3 separate regions of the Mus musculus genome follow, and all the other regions are linked to region 1. Evidence: chromatin loops called from intact Hi-C (ENCODE). Cell type or tissue: left cerebral cortex. All regions are shown on one strand.

Region 1 (4,000 bases):
TGAGAGACTGATCACCTAGCATACCCTCACTATAGCTCTGTGGGCAACATTGGGCAGAGTTCTCGATCAGCCCTTAGAAAGTGCTCACAGGTATAGTGTGTTCCATACCGCAGCTAAGGTACCCACAGTTCCAGGCTTAATATGATTGGGTGTGCAGAATTCCCACCTATCTTGGGAGCCATGTTCCCAGGAGTCGTACTGGAGGCAAGTGTAGTGCATACCAATAGCTCCATCTTCTCAAGAACCCAGGAGTTTGGAACCAGCCTGGGCAACATAACAAGCTCTCAGTTCTAAATAAATAAACTAATTTCCCCTGGGAATGAATCAGCACAGGAAATATTTCCGAAGTGCAAGGACCATGGGAGCTCTTTCCTGGGAAGTTGTTTTTCTTTTGTTTCAAAGCACACCACTGCAGGTCCGTCCTCCATTGGGGTGGAGAGCTATGAGCTGTAGTGTTTCTAACTCTGCACCCACAATCCCTGGGAACCTAGCTGTGTGTGGATTCTCACTTGGGGTGACAGGTGGAAGAAAGATAGAGATTCTGTTTTTCACAAAAATCTTTCTTGTAGATTCTGCAGCTACATGTCTTGGACCATATACTTGGAGTAACAAAGTATTCAAAGATCTGTTAAGGCCTTTTCAAGCTTTGCGTTAATTGGGAAAACTTGTAACTTCTTTTTTAATGAGGTAATAAATAACATGTCAATATGCAGTTGGGTAAGCCACCTGATCCATGACATTGTTCCCTGGGTAACAGATGGAGAATTAGATCATTTGAGTGATCTGCAGTTAGTCAGGGCTCAAGCAATAGTTAATACGTGTTAACAGTCACCTAACCTGGCTGACATTCGTTCCTTCCAAATGTTGACAAAGGGGAATAAGAAGTCTGTGTCTTAGCTCTGGCCCCTTCCCAGCTATAAGCCATCATCGAAGTCATCCCTGGTGGGCACCAGTCACAGCAGCTGAACTCGAGGCCACAGGCTAGGTGTTTATTTATGTGTTTGTTTGTTTGTTTGTTTGTTTGTTTTTCTGGCATTGGTCCATTAAGAAAGCCCAGCCAGACTACCATGGCTCCAACCAGCACATAGTAGGTTGAGGCAATAAACAGAGGTAGAGTTCCTTCAGGAGAGCTGGCTGGTGAGATCTGAAGATACAGTTCTGGACAGGGCTGGCCGCACATGGCCTGCTTCGCCTTCCCTTTCAGAACACCTGTTCCCGACTGACTCATCTGGCTTTAATCCCTCATCTCCCTCATCACCACATTGCTCTTCATTTTTTCATCCTGCTTGTCTTGGTTGGGTCGGCTGCCAAACCGTCTTCTCTAGTTAAAAATGTCTTTCGAGCACACTCGCCCCACCCACCCTACGCCCCCTCCTCTGCTAATGCAGTCTCTCCTTTGCTCAGAGTCCCATGCTCGCTTTCCTTCAGGCCTCTGGCAGCAGCTCCGTCTCCACGTGGGCTGCCCAGCTCTGAAGTCAGGGTCAGGGAAGATATCCAGAGCTCTGAGGACCTGCGTCCCACCGGCGCAAATTTTCTGGGCTGTTCCACACAGCTGCTTTTGCATCCTGCCCACGTTCAGTAGATAAGCAAAGGAAGGCTCCTGGCGTGCGGAGTCTGAGAGTTGAGTTCACAGATCATCACAAGATCCTAAATGTTCAGGTTCCTAGGATTTTATTTCTAAATCAGCTGCTGTGAATGCAGCCCTCACATTGAAGTAGTGCAGGTTTGCATGATTAATGTGTGTGTTTCCTCCATGAGGCACTTAGCAAGCTTAAGGAAATTAGAGCCACAGACTTTAAATTTTTTTAAAAAGATCTTTGATGTGTATGTGCTGTGATGTGTGAGTGTGTGTGTGTCTGTCGGATGACTACCTTAGATGCCAGTCCTTGCTGTCTCATGTATGAGAGCAGGCCTCTTGCATACTGACCAATGGTCTTCTGGGATTTTCCTGTCTCTGCCTCCCATCTCTCTCTAGGAGCCCTGGGGTCACAGGTAAGTGCTATCTCTCCTCTGCCTGCAGGTGGCTTCTGGGGATTCATGGGAGTCCTCATGTTTGCATAGCAAGTTCTTTACCCACTGAGCCACCTCCTTAGCCCTCCACTAGTTGTTCTTGATTGGAAACCTTTGTGTATATTAGGTTTCAGAATTTTACAGTGTGCAACTTCTAGCTTTCTCTTTCCTCAGCCCAAGTCAGGACTTGTGGGAGTATCACCAGGAGAAGGCTGAACAAGAGTTTACATACAGCAGGTGGGACAGATCTGGCAGGGTCAGAAAGTCATCCTGGAAATAGTTGCTGGATGCCCCACTTGCCCTGAGATGTGCCACTTAGACTCATCTCCTGTGAAGAACATTGAAATTTCATATTACCACATGACCTGGATTCTCACTGGGATGTTTTATGTCCGTTCTAAGCCCTTCCTTAAACCAAACATAGACTTTATTTCAGGAATTATCTTAGGATTCTTTGAAATTTTTCAAAATAGGGTAAAATATTATTTAATGAATTTTAATGAAAAGTAAAAGTTTGAGTAACTGGAATTTTGTATGTATCAGACTTTAGGGTAGCAGGCAGATCACAAACATACATGCACAAATGTGAATGACTGTTCTCTAATAAGTCTTGCATGTGACATTCTAGGGTCAGAGCCCCAACTCCAACTCCTCAGGCTCAAGGCCACAGTGTGGTCGACCACTCACTGGGCTGGAAGTTTTGAGAGGGGAGGGTCTGATTGCACTTTATGCCACGTTGTGTTCCACAGTCTTACATTTGGCTTAAATATTTGGCAGTGGACTAGTGCCTCCCTCTCCATCCATGTCACTGTAAGATTCAAAATAATTCCCTGCTTCTTGTTTGGTGCTTTAAAGTCAGAGAGATTTAGTTCACTGTCTGTGCTATGAGTCTGGCCGAATTAACTCTGCCTAATTTGCAGGGTTGTTGTGGAATCAGTGATTAAATATTCCAAGTGCTCACAGCTGCTGCTGCTGTTATTATTTTTACTTGTCTTGGAAGCATACGTTTCTTGGCTTATAATTTGTTATCTTGCGGTTGTAAGCTCTCGTGGTTTTTGACAATTGTGTTGTCATTGGAGGGGGGTTACTCCCATTCTTTAAAGCTAAGAGGTGCCATTCGCCATGCACTCTCAAGGATGAGTAGGCACTTAAAAGGCCTAAATGCATGGCCTGAAAAGGCATTTCATACAACAGAGCACCCTCTGCAAAGACCCGTGGCACATGAAGACTAGTGAGGTGAGGGAGGAGTTGGCCTTGGCTTGAGTTGGGCTGAAGATGACGTACTAGGAACAAACTAAGGTAGCAGGAGCCGGATCACAGCACACGCTGTAGAAGTTGCTAAATTTTAATAAATATCAGTAATGAAGTCTGTTAGCTACCTTTCTCCTTGCTGTAGCCAAAGTACCTACCAGGAAGCAGCTTAGGGAAAGACAAAGAGTACGCAGAGAAAGTGTGATGGTAGAAGCAGGGTGTGCTGGTTGGTTTGTATGCCTTGCAGAATGAACGGTCTTCACTTGCTTTCCCTGTTTTACTCAAGTAAGGACCCCAGCTTATGGGATGGTGTGCCAAGTTTACAGTGGGTCTTCACACCCCAGTTAAACCAGGTCAGAAACACCCTCAGAGACCTGCCAAGATTTGTCTTCCAGGTGATTTTAAAACCTGTCAAGTTGGCCAGTGAGATTAACCATCAGAGTTGGATTTGTGTTTTAGCATGTTCTCCTGTTCTCCATTAATTTTATGTAAGTTTTCAATAAGTCTCTGAACAAAATATGTTTTAAGTGAGATTACTGAACTTTGAACCAAGTCTACAAAGTACATGACTTCTGACTTAAGTCATGGCTGCTCTTGGTGACACGACCACCCTGATGGTCCCTCTTCTGCTCACTGCCTCATGTCCAACACTGGCATGTCCTAAGCTTTCTCATCACTTGTTTTGTTTTTCTTGCCTTGGGATTTCCTCAGTGGGTTAAATTTACAGTATCTTTGGATT
Region 2 (4,000 bases), 61 kb before region 1:
TGTAAAAACAGAATGACCCCCACCCTCCCAATCATCCTGTCAGCTAATGGGCTACTGAACGGAGGAGACGGGCTTAAAACACTGATGGCCAATCAACATTGGAGAAAGACTTTGATATCTTTAGCTATCAAAGAAATGCAAATTAAAACTACTTTAGATTACATCTCACCTTACTCAGAAAGGCTGTCATCAAGATAACAGAGGACAACAAATGCTGATGAGTGAGGTTTATTGACTGTTGATAGAAATCCGTGTAGAAGTCCCTCAGCAACCTAAAGACAGCCACCATATGACCCAGCTATACCATTCCTGAATATGTACCCGAAGAACTCTTAATGAACCAGAGATATTTCCATGTCCATGTTTATTGCTGCTGTATGCACAGTAGCCAAGATATGTAACCAGTCTAGATCTCCTTCAGCAGAATATAAAGTGAAAATGTATAGATATACACATGAATACATACATACAGCAGAATTGCATTCAGCTATGAAGAATAATAAGGTGACATTTGAGGGAGAAAATGTGTGTGTGTGTGTGTGTGTGTGTGAGAGAGAGAGAGAGAGAGAGAGAGAGAGAGAGAGAGAGAGAGAACATGAGACAGATGAAAGAAAAGGCTTTGATTCTGAGATGGGAAAGAAGAGAAGCACCATTTGGAGAGGGAAGGTATCAGCCAGAGGAGGATGGAGAGAATGTGAGGGTGGAAGAGGGGCAATGAGAATAAGGGATAATGACATGTATTTATGAAAAAACGAACCCATTATTTATATGTTAACTCAAAGTTTGATTTAAACAATTGAAAATAAAAAAAGAGGAAGGGCCAACTGCTGGAGAGCTGGAACCTTCAAGGTTGTACAGACAACTGTGGGGTAGCACAGGCTCGCAGGAAGTCAAGCCTGGGGGTCACAGAGAGCCCTGGAATGATGAGAGTCTAGAGAACAACAAACACGCATAGAAAGGGGAAGGGAGAAGGCACAGGAGTGGGTGAAAGGTAGAGGAGACTCCTCCCACTATGAAAAGGGGTGAGTTTGACCATGCATAGGCCAAGGGACACTGCAGCTCTGCCTGTGGGGCTGGGCACAGCAATGGCACAGGGATCAAAGGTGGCCTGGCCTGCCAGGCTGAGCACACAGCTGGTCCTAAAGATTGCAGGCGCTTTCCTCCCTGGTCTTAGCTGAGTTGTTGGAGCTGCTCCAACCTGGGGGAAACACACCCAGCACAGAAAGCAAAGTGCAGGAGACGACCCAGGCTCTGACACCTTGCCAGAGTGTGCTGCTTGATCCTGGCAAAAACCTTACCGTAGTGAGTTCTGACATCATCGTACCATCTCAGTCAAGGGCGGTGAAATGGAATAAATGACCTCCTGTCAGGAGTCTGTGGAAACCCTCAGAACCAGGTGTTCTGATGTTCAACTTTGAGTGGAAACTTTAAGCAACAGTTTGTTCTAGCTATTTAATGGGCCTCAGCATTTTAGGGACAAACTAATAGTTTAGAAATATGAAAGCAATCATGTGGGTTTTTTTTTTTTTCATTTTCCTCCTTTTTCTTCCTTGCTATCATGATTAAACATGTAGCTTTTTTTTTTTCTGTTCAGTGGCGAATAGGAAGTGATTGAGTAATATCTGACTTTAAAATGTTTGTTTGTTATAGACTGTTTGGTGAGAATTGAAGAACTTGGTATTTAGGGTGCTTGTGACTATTTCTAATATTTAAAACGTGGCACCCCTTCCCTGCTGTTCTGGGATGCCACCCTCATTTGACCAGCCTCAGGCCTGCGCTACTCTGCCACTGCTCTGGACTCTTTGTTTAGGAGCAGAATTCTTCTGGGCTGAGCAGAGTCTGATTCTGAATCCTGAACACAGTCTGGGATCCAGCTGGGGACAGCTCGCACTCACGCCAGAGTCTTCCTCTGCCAGGACCTCTTGCAGATTTCCCCTCAGCAGGCTCAGCCTCCTTCTACCTAAAGATTTGTACATTCCTCCAGCAGAGGGCCTCCGTCTTGCGTGGGAGAAACCACAGCCAGCCAGAAAAGGGAATTGGGTTTCTCTCCTCATTATGTATCAGGTAGCAGAGGGCAGAACATCAGGCACAGGGCTTCTTCACCTGGCTTTAATGGATTTGCTTTCCGGTTTGAACCAGTACCTAAGAAGCATCTATCTCATTAGCTGTCCTCACCAGAGCATAGAATTTATGCTATTTGTGTGTGTGAAGTAATTTGAATATCAGTGCACAAAATACACATGTGAGCTCTTGGATTCGTATTTGTTCCTTCCTCTCAAGCCATCTCTGCTTTATAGAGCTCATCTTTCTTTTGTCCAAGGTGGTGACAGCATGGTGGGAAGCTCCCAGTTTGCTCTCTTGCCACACTTAGAGCCTGAGCAAACCCTTTCACTTCTTGACTCTGTTGGATCATTTCTGGCTAGAAAATTCTGTGCTTCCATAACTCTATAAATAGTTCGTTCTGCAAAGAGGACATAGGAGACGCCCCAAATGACCAGGTCCTATTTGTAGCCTTCCCACAGTTACAATATTTAGCTTTGAAGTACTGTTCAAGGTCTAATTTCCACCATGGCAAAACAGTTCTTTCTGTGGTCTACCAGAGTCTGTAGTGACATCATCTCAGGCATGTCCTTGTTTCATGAGTTCAGAGGGCTGCCCTTTATGTACACGGTAGGCATTTAATTGGTGATATGGAAATAGAATTAGCTGTCGTAGCCGTTCCCATCCCTTTTTAGCTGTGACTGTTTCCTCCCCTCAGATTACTCCAGAGCACTGAGCTTCAGCCCAGAGCAATGTACGTTGTTAGCCATGAACTCGAATCCCATACAAATGAGTGGAGGGACAGGCAGGTTAGGCTGCATGTCCCAGGCCTACTCCCTAATTTTTGTTCATGTCTCCAATGAACTTCCTTAGTGCTACTTAGAGTCCTGAGCACAGGCTTCTCTTTTTATGCTAGCACAAAGCTTCTGACCTGATAACATCTCATCTGTGTGGGTGAGAGGGCTGGGGGGATATTTACATACTGAGCCAATTAGTCAGTGTCTTAAAGTTCTGGGCTTGTTGTTGTGAATGAGAATTCGGAGAAGCCTTTACCCCTGTGGCTTGCATCTTACAGAAGCACATTTTTATCTCAAATCTTTGCATGATTTAAAATGCAACCCAGACAAGAGCCAGATACCTTGATCATCTGTCACAGCCTCCGGAGTCTGGCTGACAGTCTTGCACCTGCTGACCCGTTCTGTGGCTTTTTGGAAAGATGAGATGTGTTCTAATGAGTGTGTTATAAATATCACTGAGTTCTGTCATAGATGGTGGCAGTGCTCAATGTAAAGGAAATGGCTGGGAGGTGTTCCCAGCTAAAGAGGCCAGACCCAGCGTTCCGAGAGAACAAGTATGGCCTGGATATATTGACCAGGGTGTTCTAAAGAATGCTGTGCCCTGAGTGAAGTGCTTGGCTAGCCTTGTCTTTGTGGAGCATTACGATGCTGAATAGACCATGTTCTGATCAGTCAGGAAGCCCAGGAACCAGTCAGCACACAGTGACTCAGAGAGTGAGTGCTGTCGGCCCTTTGCTTCTTTTTATCAGTTCAGGGTCATAGGGTCCATGGGATGGACTTAATAGGCAGGGATTTCTGTTCTGAACGATGAGAGGGGATTAAGCAAGGCTGTCGCTCCTTTTTCATACCCTTTCTCCTTCTGCTCATGAATTTCCAGCAAGAAGCCTTATCCACATTGCATGCAGTGCCTTGCTGAGTTGAGTCCTCAACTGCCCAGTGACATCATATTCCTTTTAATGAAAGTATAAATTCCAGGACCACTCTGGGATGGGGGTCACTGTATGTTTGAAAATAGATTCTTGTAAGGTGTATCTTACCTTTTTCTCTTCACCTCAGGACTGATTTTTAGATTTTTGTCTCCTTAAGGAAATTAGATTAGATCTAAAAAGCATACACACAAGAAATTATCAGTGTCGGGTCAGTTGCTCAAAGACAGACTGATA
Region 3 (4,000 bases), 53 kb before region 1:
ACTAAAAGGAAAAGGTTTGGGTATTTCTGGATTTTCACAAGTAGGTGCGAGATGGCCACTAGCTTTGAAGAAAGCTCTTTCTCATCAGAAGCTGCAGCCGTGTCTTGCCTTCCTGCTATACAAAGCTAGTTTCTGAGCTTCTGAGCTGGGAGGGCTGGATGGACAGAAAGTAGGGCACGCCACTCCCCAAGTGCTGCATCCTGTGGTGGTGTCGTGTGACTATGGATGCTGGTCCTTCGAGTGTCTGCAGTGTACATATGGCTGTGCTGAGGGTTTTTTTCCTTCAGAGATACCATCATAGAAGTCGAGTCCTGGCTTTTCTCTGGGTTTGAGCTGTAGCAAGCATCTGCTGCAGGCTGACAGAAACTCCTTCAGTTCACCCAAGAGCTCTTAGGAAAGGCTTAGCTGCTTCTTTGGTTATGTGGGGTCTGAAACCTGTTCGCTGTGTATGCAGACAGGGCAGCCTGGGCTAGAGAACGGCTGAGTGGTTAAGTGCAGGCACTGCTCTTGCAGAGGCCTGGAATTCAGTTCTCATCACCCACCCATGTCACATGGCTTACAACCCCTGTAATTATAGCTCCGTGGGGATTCAAACCTCCTGGCTTCACCTGCACTCATGTGTACTTGTCCCACAACATACTTATGCATAATTAAAATAAACATAAATCCTTTTTAAAAGTGTTCAAATGTCTTGGCATATCATATTTTCTCTTGCCATAGATGGGTATGATTTTCATATAGAAGTAAACATTTAATTCTGAGTCTTTTAAATTCTGAGTATTTCAATAACGTCTCACACAGTGACAGCTGATAGATAGTGATGATGGAGTAGATGATATAAAGCAGATTAATAATCATGCTGTTCTTCCTTTGTGTTCCCAGACGATAGCCAGGCAGTTGGCAGAAATCTTGTTACGGGGCATGTGTGAGCAGAGCTACTGGAGCCCTCTGGAGGAGCCTCCCTACCAGTCACCTCTGGATGACCCTCTCCGGAAAGGAGCAAACACGAAGGCCTACACACTCCCTCGCAGAGCCCGTGTCTACTCAGGAGAGAAGTATGGGACTTGATGTCCTTAGCTGGGGACCCTGGGATGGGAAGGGAGTGTGGGAATGTTTAAGGGCAGGAGAGAAGCACAGGCCAGGTTTCGTCCGTGTGAAGTTAGACGAGCATGGCTGACTGTTGAGCAGAGGGACCTCAGCACTGTCCCTCATTCCAGCGCATGTCTCCATGCGTGAGCAGCCACTCTCCCCAGTGTCGTCTCCTTCCTCAGCCATCTGCTGCTGTGTCACTTCATGGGATTCTCTCTCCACTCATCACAGGAGCCCCAGCCATGCAGCAGGCAGAGCCAGGAGGCATTCATTTTATCAGTAATTCCTCCATCCTTTTAAAAAGTCTTGTTCTAAGTCAAACTATGTATAAGGACAACGAATAATTTGCCAGAAGTTAGGAGGAGATGTCTCTTTAGAGCGTCTTTATTTTTGTAAGACTTAAATTTGGGATCTGGCTTCCTTAGAGGAAAAGGGGTCGGAGGACTGCCTTCTCATGCCTGCGTCCTCCCTGTCAGGAGGATGGAGACTGGAGAGGGAGGGGCTGAGAGGAGCTCATTCATTGCCACACTACCCCTCGGGAGCCCTTAGGGTCCCTCCCTGCCTGTTGCTCACAGACAAGGCCTGGTGACCTTTCCCAATTCCCACAAAGAGAAAAGTGAGTTGTTGGGGGACCTCTGCAGTGTTGTCACACTGCAGGGTGCTAAGAGCAGCTGCTTTGGAAGCCCTGGGACCACACTGTGGGATGGGCTGCCTGGCTTCTGCCTCCTTATGTGGCATCTGAAATCATGTCGCATCTTCTGAGAGCCCAGTTTTCTTGGGTCAGCTACTTCTTGTCCCTTCTCTGACCCTGGCGTCTCTTCCCCGTCTTACACAGTTTGCATTTCTTATGCAGATTTGGACAAGGAACTCCATTCCTGACTTTTCCTAAGATTAATCTGGTTTTGATCTTCAATTTTCCAGCCATGCTAACCAGCTTTGCGTGAGTTGCAGGCTCTTCGTCCTCCTCAGCCCTCGTGTAGATTCATGCAGCGCCTATCCTGGCAGTCGTCCCCTGACTGAGTGTGAAGCACGGGCTCCCTCGGGAGGGGCTATCCAGAAGCAGATTTAGGATTCAAATTTTAAGTGATTTTTACATCTTCAAAACAAAGTCTAGGTTCATTTCCCACTATAGAAGCTTCTGAATGTACATAATTTTACCAAGTGCACAAAGGATTTCTGTCACTCTCTTTCTCATCCAGTGACACCTGGGTGCCTTTACCTCAGAGACAGAAACACATATTTCACTGGTCTCTTTGGTGTTTCCTAAACTGTTGTCCTTGCCACTCCTCTGACACCACTCTGATGTCAGCTTTCTATCAGTGTAAGGAGGATTCTGGGAGGTGGTCCCACGCCATGATACAAGCTTAACTTCATATAGAAACGAGGTCTGTTTGATCTCTACCTGTAACTCCCATGTAAAGCACAAAGTCCAGCTCACTGACTTAGAGTGTAGAGTCATTGGCTTCCAGTACATGCATAGTTATGAATGTATCACCAAAGTATCTCACTACTCGAAAAGTAAGACCCAGTACTCTTAGCTGTCACACCTTCTCCCAGTCCCTTAAATTCCTATGTATTTTTGGGTCTGCTTGCTCATTTCTGCCAAAAATATGTTTTTAAAAGCACTGGGATTTTGATAGGAATTGCATTGAACTCATAACTTGTGAAACAATGTAAATAATACTTTTCGTCATATAAAAATACATTGTTAAATCTTCTGGCCTGTGAGCAACAGATTATTATTTATTTATGTTTTAAAAAAGCACTTCAAACTCTTAGTTTTCAGGGTTTAAGGTTCTTTTGTTAAACATATTCCTAATTTTTTGGTTATATGCATGCACAAGTCTTTTTTTCCTTTGCTTTGGAAGCGGGTGTATGCTGTTTTTAGTTTTTATTGCAAAGGATACAATCTAGAATCATTTGGGAAGAGAAAGCCTTAATTGAGGAACTACCTAGGTCAGAAGGGTCTGTGGGCATATCTTTGGCACACTGTCTTGATGGCTAATATATATATCAGAGGGCTCAGCCCACTGTGGGCAGTGCCTTCCCTATGCAGGTGGCCATGGCTGTGTAAGAAAGCTAGCTAAGCACAACCATGTGAGACTGTGAGCTGAGAACAGCCAGCAAGCAGCATCCCTCCAGGGTTCCTGTCTCCAGATTTCTTCCAAGGGTTCTTGCCTTGACTTCCTTTCCTGTTGGAGATTGTTGCCTAGGAGTTGTAAGATGAAGTAAAACCTTTCTTCTTTAAGTTGCTTTTGATCATGGTTTTTATTCACAGCAGCAGAGAAGCAAACTAGAACAGGGTGCTGGGGACAGAACCCAGAGCAGGAGTATAGTACTGTGTAGTGCCTCAGGTCCAGTTTGTGTTACCCATATGCTCTTGGATGTGTGGCCTTCCACCGGAGCATGGTTGACATAACAGGCTCACACCCTTAAAGAAAACTATCTTTTCCCCAGCAGCTGTCAGTTGCCAGTACTTACACATTCCTCTTACGTAAAGTTGATATAGGCTCTCATACATCAGTTAGCCACCAATGTGGCCTCTCCTGTTCATTCTTAGTTATATTCTATAACTATTCACTGCAAGAATATGGAAGAAGCATTGATTTTGTATTTCAATATTGTATATTACAAACTTGCTGAATTTGTGAATTCTGTTTTTTAGATTCCTTAGGCTTATTCTGTCATCTGTAAATAGATAGTTTTACTTATTCCTTTCAAAGCTGGATACTTTTTATTTCATTTTCTTTCTTAGATGTATGATTTCTCCATTAGTGGATAGAAGTGATAAGAGAAAACATCTTTTTCCTTTTCCTATTGATTTTAAGACAAGGAGAGCAGCCAGTACCTTTCAGGTTGATCCTGGTGTTTGCTGTAGACTTTTGAAGATGCGCTACACAGATTGAAAACA

Evidence for each region. A loop is a pair of places that touch in the nucleus more often than their neighbours do. Peaks named below come from ENCODE experiments on the same cell type or tissue, not always from the same donor. Only the 100,000 strongest peaks of a DNase experiment are listed, where the experiment ranks them.
Region 2: a loop joins it to region 1, with 2.1 times the contacts of the local background. A loop is called at or near these places in 4 of 42 quality-filtered maps.
Region 3: it touches region 1 in a loop (2.6-fold over the local background); 4 of 42 quality-filtered maps call a loop at or near these places.

Annotation. Positions count from the first base shown.
Region 1 is chr12:100,358,852-100,362,851 of GRCm38, reverse strand. All of the region lies in intron 15 of Ttc7b (tetratricopeptide repeat domain 7B), which reads left to right. Among named protein-coding and RNA genes, the nearest start is that of Gm51958, 11 kb to the right of the region's middle. In left cerebral cortex, a CTCF peak has its summit at 1,998; a DNase peak (open chromatin) is centred at 1,362; H3K27ac peaks cover 3,312 bases.
Region 2 is chr12:100,419,705-100,423,704 of GRCm38, reverse strand. The region is part of intron 5 of Ttc7b (tetratricopeptide repeat domain 7B); the gene reads left to right. Among named protein-coding and RNA genes, the nearest start is that of Gm51958, 72 kb to the right of the region's middle. In left cerebral cortex, a CTCF peak has its summit at 1,984 (motif pointing right); DNase peaks (open chromatin) are centred at 1,999, 2,666, 3,162 and 3,491; H3K27ac peaks cover 3,119 bases.
Region 3 is chr12:100,412,190-100,416,189 of GRCm38, reverse strand. Ttc7b (tetratricopeptide repeat domain 7B) reads left to right here. Exons shown (of 20, transcript NM_001033213.1): 7 at 883-1,055. Among named protein-coding and RNA genes, the nearest start is that of Gm51958, 65 kb to the right of the region's middle. In left cerebral cortex, no CTCF peak of the experiment used is centred here; DNase peaks (open chromatin) are centred at 189, 1,271 and 2,095; H3K27ac peaks cover 2,500 bases.